2 separate regions of the Homo sapiens genome follow, and region 2 is linked to region 1. The links are chromatin contacts, found by Hi-C or POLR2A ChIA-PET in ENCODE. All regions are on one chromosome and are shown on one strand. The core of a region is the stretch at or near the end of the contact, and the rest is flanking DNA. Distances in the headings are between cores, read along the strand shown. Region 1 overlaps ZNF217 (zinc finger protein 217). Region 2 has its middle 22 kb from the start of BCAS1-AS1.

Region 1 (3,546 bases), core at 298-2,797:
TTTGAACGGAAAAACTTTCCACAATAACTACACTCTCTTGAAGATGTAAGATGTTTTATTTTTCCTCCATCATCATTTTTATCTTAAAGGAAAAACAAAAATATTTATATAAGAAGGTAGCTGAAGTACCTGAATAAGGCATGCTGACTTAAATATTCTTGACATAAACATTTTTGGAAAGCATGAAAAAATTCTTTTATATAACATCGGGTTAGAACAAAACGGCTAGACACACACCAAATGCTGTTGGAGGTTGTTTGAAGTTTTAGAGTGTTATAACATGATTTTGTTTTGTTTTTTTCTGGGTACAGCAGAGTACACTATTAAACATTCAGTTCTTCGTTTGCCTTAATCACAAGAAAGATCATTTCATAGACTGAATTGCCCGGGCAGCTTCCGGTTCTCAGTGTCTCTGAGCAGGCAGGATCTGGCAAACTGAAGGTGGACATACATACTGGCGGGAAAAATTATCTTCTTCAGAATAATTTAGAAAAATGAGCCAATTACAAACCGTCAACTTCCCAACCACCAGGGGAAAAATAAGCCGTTTAAGGTTAGGATTAAACAACTGACCACTAGAGGGCAGCAAGCACAACTTAATCTTCAACAGAAAAGAAAGTCTGGCATTGGGCAAGCACCTAGGAAAGTCTGTCAAAATTTAGCAAAGTTTTGGAAAGCAGGCTGTATTGTCCACAAACACTCATGTGGGCGAAAGAGATCTGACAAATGAAAACCTGTCCCCAAATGACAGTGTTTGGCTTTAGTTTCTGCAGGACAATAGGACAATGTGTCTCACGTGCATCAGGAGAAGTTAGAGTCCACTGGAAGGAGGACAGAACTTCAAACACACACCAGCCCTCCAAAAGACAATCAGAGGTGCTGCCGTTAAAATACCACCCCCAAAACACATGAATGTTTAAGTTTTAAATAAATGTCCCCTCACTGTAGATCATATCACTATCCACCTGTAAGACAGACACCCTTGATGATCTATATAGTGTCTAAAGAAAGAAAAAAAAATTTACTTGATCTTCTTAAGTCTTAAAAAAGCCAGGATGATAGTACAATATGATAAATCTAGACTACTAAGATAATATAAGTTTAGGAAAATCAATTCCCCAAATACAGAATGGCCAGCTTTTTTTTCTTACAATCATACCCAAACTAGCTGGGTTTATAACTGGGCGTTGTTGCAATTTCCGACTCCCAACTATGTGTCAGGATTTATGGTATGTTGCGTCATATCCAAAAAGCTATGAAATGCCTTTTCTTTAGAACAAAGGACATGACATTTCCACATCTACCTGGTTCCTGCTCTTTCAAGCATCACCTCTGACTTTACAGTTATATTTTTTAAAGGACTGTGATCTTTTTACAAATAGGCTGTTGAAATTGTCCTTGGGAGGTGGAAGACAGGGGTCAATGAACCATTTTGCAAACAGGGAAATAGTAGCAAAGAAAGGTTAAGCAACTCATAATTGGTCACAAAACAACGCAGTGGTAGAACCAGAACTCAACGCCAAGCTGGGGTGCTCCCACCCACAGCCAGGCATTCTGTCCTGCCTGATGATCTAGCCCATGTTTTCCACACCACCTACCGGTAACTGGCCTTTTCATTTCTTTCAGGGAACTGGGGCATCTCACAGGGCCCCTGCAACAGTACCGGCACTAGCAGAAACCACTTAGCTAACTGGAGTCTGTGTTTAAAGCCTCTTTTTATGATGCCATTAAGACATTAGATTTGTAGTATGCTAAGTGCTGGGTTTCCTGTGTCCCAGGAAACTCAAAAACATTCTAAAGATTTGATATACAGACTACAGTTCTCACGTCAATCACATGATCAGAAAAGGAACTGGCACTGGCTGAAGAGCAGGTGAAGGAAGAGTCCAATCAATCGTGTGGGCAAATTCATCGTGGGTCTCATACACCCAGTTTTCCGAAGAATTCAAGCACACAATCAAGTGACACTGAGAGGAGGAGGCACTTGTTTTAACCGAGGACCACTTTGACAGATGCTTCCCTAAGACCGATTCATGTTCCCATCATTCGCTTGTCAATTACGGCCTGCCCATCAGGGTCTTTTCAACTGTTTTAAGCAGCAAGATCCTCTATTCAAACAAAATACTAAACTCTGATAGGAGAAGCTCTGGCTACAGTGAGGATGGGCGCAACTCCAAACACAGGTGGAATCCTTTGCCCTAGATAACGCCCACCAGGGCTCAGGAATATTATGTGAGCATGCCTTCAGTGATCACCTTCTCTTTCTATAAATGCCACTAGTACACTGAAAATTCTGCTGAGCAAATGAGCCTTCTTAAAAATGTCTTCAGTGTGCTCACATTCCTTGTATTTTATGACAAATCATTTGGGTTCCTGAGGTACCTATAAATGGATACTAGCTTGCCAGACAGAAAGGACAAGGTTTTGGACAGCACCAAACGGCTGCCCAAATAATATTCCTGGCTCTAGTTGATCATCACTCCCAGTACCTTTTATGGCCACTAGAAATTCACTACAGAAAAAGATCAGGAACGCCAGAAAAACTTAAGTGAAGGCTAGGGTCTCTCAATGCTCAAACTATTGACATTTGGGACCAGATAATTCTTTGATGATGGGGCTGTCCTGTGCACTGTACCATGCTGAGCAGTGTCCCTGGCCTCTGCCCACTGGATGCCAGCAGGCACACCCACACACACAGTATGACAACCAAAATGCCTCCAGACATTGCCAGATACTGATTGGGAACAAAATCGCCCCAGTTAAGAAGCAGTGCATTTGGGCTGGATGCACAAGTTATTTTTTTTTTAAAGTGTGTTTTGTGAGCAAAACGATACACGTTTAAAAAATATATATATATTTTCAGAACAAGGAGACCTCTTAACTCAACCCTGTTATTACAGAAATGAGAAAATTAAGGCCCTGAGAGGTTAAATGACTTACACAGAGTGATACCAAAAAGAGCCTGGACTTGACTCTGGCTCTCCAAACCCCATTCCTGGCCAGCGTTGTCTGGAGATGGGAATAGAGAGGGGGAGACGGGGAGACAGACAGACACAGGCGGAACAGCACGGGACGGAGACAGGGCAGCTTACCCAGATGGATTCCTTCGGGAAGCCCATCCTCAGATCCGTCTTCAGAACCACCTTCCCCTCGATCCACGGCTCCATTTTCATCCAGAGGGGCGGCGAGGTCAGGAGAACACGTCCCCGGCTGCCTCCCGTCCACAGACATGGTGGGCGACTCCGCGCCGGCCCTCCGGTCCTTCTTGTGGACCCTGGAGTGCAAGACCAGCTGGTGGTAGGTTCTGAAAGCTTTGCCGCACTCGGAGCAGTGAGTGGGCTTCTCCTTGCTACTGGGTAACTTGGGATCCGCGTCCACGGAGGGCGCTTCGCCGTGGGAGTGTTTGCACTTCTCTTTCTCTTGCGAGAGGCCTGCACAACTGCCCTTATTTGTTTCTCCAAGCTCCTTCTCGGAACTCGAATCGTCGTTGTCGGTGCTCCCTTCTTGCCCCGATTCCTTCACTTCTTGGCAAATGGCAACTTTTCC
Region 2 (3,546 bases), core at 724-3,223, 310 kb after region 1:
TCTGCTGATTGCACTCCCTGATGTTCAAGTCCAACTTTAACTCATAAGCTCCTTACTCTCTTAAAATGGCCCTAGGTTGATAGTTTGGTTCCAAGACTTATAAGGTGTGTGGATAATGGTAACAGCAACAGCAATAATTACAGCAACCATACACCAAGAACATGCTATGAAGCAGGCACAGGAGACACATGATATCATCTGATCCCTGTAGGACCTGATGGAGTAGGCATCATCATCCCTATTATAGATGGGGAAACCGAGGCCTGGGCAGTATAAATAATGAGCCCAAGGTTACTCGGCTTTTAGATGGCAGATTCAAGATTGGAACTATAGCTTGCCTGACTTTAACGACTTCCGTCCTGACAGCAAATGACTAAATAGCAAACCTCTACCCTGTCTCCAAGTCAAGCTTCCTCTGAGCAGAGATTTTAGATGAGGAATAGAGATGATGTCTGTCCAATGCTTAGTGCAAAAGAGAACCCAAGACATGGAAGTTTAGTTAGGTAGCTTAAAAACAATATTATTGGCCTGGCGCAGTGGCTCATGCCTGTAATCCCAGCACTTTGGCAGGCTGAGGTGGGCAGATCACCTAAGGTCAGTAGTTCAAGACCAGCCTGGCCAACATGGTGAAATCTCATCTCTACTAAAAATACAAAAATTAGCTGGGTATGGTGGTGGGTACCTGTAATCCCAGCTACTTGGGAGGCTGAGGCAGGAGAATCACTTGAACCCAGGAGGCAGAGGTTGCAGTGAGCTGTGATTGTGCCACTGCACTCCAGCCTGGGTGACAGGGCAAGACTCTGTCTCAAAAAAATAAAAAATAAAAATAATATTGTTGCCTCTATCTCCCCTTTCCCTTTCCCCTTCTCTTTCCCTCCCCTCCCCTCCCCTCCCCTCCCCTCCCTTCCCCTCCCTTCTCCTCCCCCTCCCTTCCCCTCCCTTCTCCTCCCCCTCCCTTCCCCTCCCCTCTCCCTTCCCCTCCCCTCCCCTCCTCTCCCTGGCATCTTTTAAAGTGGGTGACAATGGGGTAAGGGTTTAGATCTAGGCTCTAAGTTTAGGCTACCCAGGTTCAACTTCTAATATTGTCACATTAGCTGCTTCCACTTGGGTCCACCTCACCCCTGTAAGCCTCAAGTTCCTCCTCATTTGTAAAAATCGTAGTGTGATACTATCTGCCTTGCCAAGTGCTGGGTGGATTAGAAACAATCATGCATGCATAGCACACGGTAAACGATCACTATTAAGCCACTCCCACATGTCCATTATTGAAGCAGGTGGTGTGAACAAGAGAGGCATGTATGGTCTTTGTTCACAAGCATCTCTCCCTCTCTCCCTCAGCCTTTCTTTCTCTGTCTTTTACACACACACACACACACACACACACACACACACACACACCAGTTAATGACATCAAGGGGGAAGTTAGGAAAGATGAAAAATTGGAGACCAAGACGGTCATAACATGGTTCTAATTTGTGGTTAAGAAATTCATGAAGGAATAGGTCAATGTGTACCCAGAGAAAGGAAAGATTCACTTATGAAGAACGTGGGAGTGAATCACAAGACTGTCACTGTCTGCAACCCTTGAAGGGGCCCCTTGACCATCTTGCTGGGCGATTTGAATCACCAGATGTGGTCTACCACAGTGTCTCTCATGCCGCTGCTCACATATGAACTTCATGATTTTTGCCATATCTCTTGCTGCCTTGTTTAGTGTTGACTTAAGATTTTTCTTTCATTATTTGGATATTGACTACACTGACATAAAAAGGAAACTTTATGTCACTATGGTAAATGGGAGGCTGATTTTCTTGCCACAGATAGAAACTGTGAAAAAAATACATACCGTTTTTTTTTTTAAAGAATGCTTTTTTTAAACTTTTTTTTTAGGTTCAGGGGTACACGTGCGGGTTTGTTATATAGGTAAATTGTGTGTCATGGGGTTTTGGTGTACAGATTATTTTGCCACCCAGGTAATAAGTATAGTACGAATAGGTAGTTTTTCCATCCTCTCCCCACCCCACCCTCCACCCTTAAGTATATATGTGTTCATGAAAATACACAACTATTAAAAGTAATACAGCCAGGTGCAGTGGCTCATGCCCGTAACCCCAGCACTTTGGGAGGCCGAGGCGAGCGGATCACCTGAAGTCAGGAGTTTGAGATCAGCCTGGCCAACATGGTGAAACCTCGTCTCTACTAAAAATACCAAAATTAGCCGGGCGTGGTGGCGTGCGTCTGTAATCCCAGCTACTCGGGAGGCTGAAGCAGAAGAATTGCTTGAACCCACGAGGCAGAGGTTGCAGTGAGCCAAGATCGCATCACTGCACTCCAGCCTGGGCAACAGAGCGAGACTCCACCACAAAAAAAAAAAAAAGAAAAAAAAGTAATACATAATGTTGCCGATAGCTCTCTGAATACCCTTCTGTATCCCACCAGTGTTTGGTATAACATACTTCAGGGTGCACCACTCTTGCAGAAAAAGCTGAAAATTCTGTATCTTTAGTTATTTGATTTTTTTTTTGTTTTAGAAATGGGGTCTGGCTCTGTCACCCAGGCTGGAGTGCAATGGTGCCATCATGGCGCACTGCTGCCTGAATGTCCTGCACTCAAGCTATCTTCCTGCCTCAATCTCCCTAGTAGCTGGGACTACAAGGCGTGAGCCAACACGCTGGCTGGATTTCTGCATCTTTAGGTTCTTAATCCTTAACCTTTTTGCTTCTCAGTTTCTCATCATTAGAATGGGGCTGTTTCACTGTGCACAGTGTCTCACACCTGTAATCTCAGCACTTTGGGAAGCCAAGGCGGGAGAATCTCTTGAGGCCAGGAGTTTGAGATCAGCCTGGGCAACAAATCAAGATCTCCATCTCTACAAAAAATTTAGCCAGGCATGGTGGTGTGTGCCTGTAGTCTTAGCTATTGAGGAGGCTGAGGCAGGAAGATCACTTGAGCCCAGGAAGTTGAGACTGCAGTGAGCTGTGACCACACCACTGCACTCCAGCCTCGGCAACAGAGCAAGACCCTGTCTCAAAAAAAAAAAAAAAAAAAAGAGTGAGGATGTTTATAAAAAGAGTCATTATTATTGAGAAATGACTGAGCTGAGCATTTTGCACCCATTCGTTAATATAGCCTTCATAAAGTTTCCATAATGATGTGGTATTATTGAGGTGGTATCTATGAGGCCACCGAGGCACAAAGAGGTAGTTTTGTTCTGTCACACAGCTTGTCACTGCAAGGAGTGCGAACCCAAGACCATCTGAACATGAAGCCTTGACATCCTGCAGTCCTGCCTCTCTGTGCTAGCCACTTCATGGGGGCTGAGAGCAGCCGAATTAACTAACGATGAAGAAGATGCACTGGGGATAAAGAGGAGAGGCTACTTACTGGTGCTTGCCGTGGGCCAGAGACTCCTGGAAGTACTTTTTCTGTATCAACTCATCTCATCCTCATCATAGACGTATAATGGAAGTCTTAGTATTATTCCCATTTTACAAATAAGGATGTTGAGGTACAGAACCTTTAATTAACTTGCATCCAGTAAGTGCT

What was found. Hi-C counts contacts between places; a loop is a spot of excess contacts on that map. ChIA-PET counts read pairs that join two places held with the same protein, here RNA polymerase II (POLR2A). Pooled maps may share reads with other maps.
Region 2: a map with no recorded cell type shows a loop between it and region 1 (5-fold over the local background). The contact joins two enhancer-like sites. A Hi-C loop is called at or near these places in 4 of 37 single-sample maps with no recorded cell type and 13 of 50 pooled maps. POLR2A ChIA-PET finds 5 or more read pairs at or near these places in 12 of 52 experiments (CD4-positive, alpha-beta memory T cell, CD8-positive, alpha-beta memory T cell, GM12878 and 7 more).

The regions. Positions count from the first base shown.
Region 1 is chr20:53,578,369-53,581,914 of GRCh38, forward strand. ZNF217 (zinc finger protein 217) reads right to left here. Exons shown (of 6, transcript NM_006526.3): 2 at 3,093-3,546; 3 at 1-82. Among named protein-coding and RNA genes, the nearest start is that of ZNF217, 14 kb to the right of the region's middle. RefSeq lists an enhancer at 3,472-3,546. Within about 2 kb of position 1,548, at least 26 of the 41 ENCODE cell types and tissues checked have a DNase peak (open chromatin) inside an H3K27ac peak, as active enhancers do; they include GM12878 and OCI-LY7, where a contact is called at or near this core.
Region 2 is chr20:53,891,863-53,895,408 of GRCh38, forward strand. No RefSeq gene overlaps it. Among named protein-coding and RNA genes, the nearest start is that of BCAS1-AS1, 22 kb to the right of the region's middle. Within about 2 kb of position 1,974, at least 7 of the 41 ENCODE cell types and tissues checked have a DNase peak (open chromatin) inside an H3K27ac peak, as active enhancers do; they include GM12878 and OCI-LY7, where a contact is called at or near this core.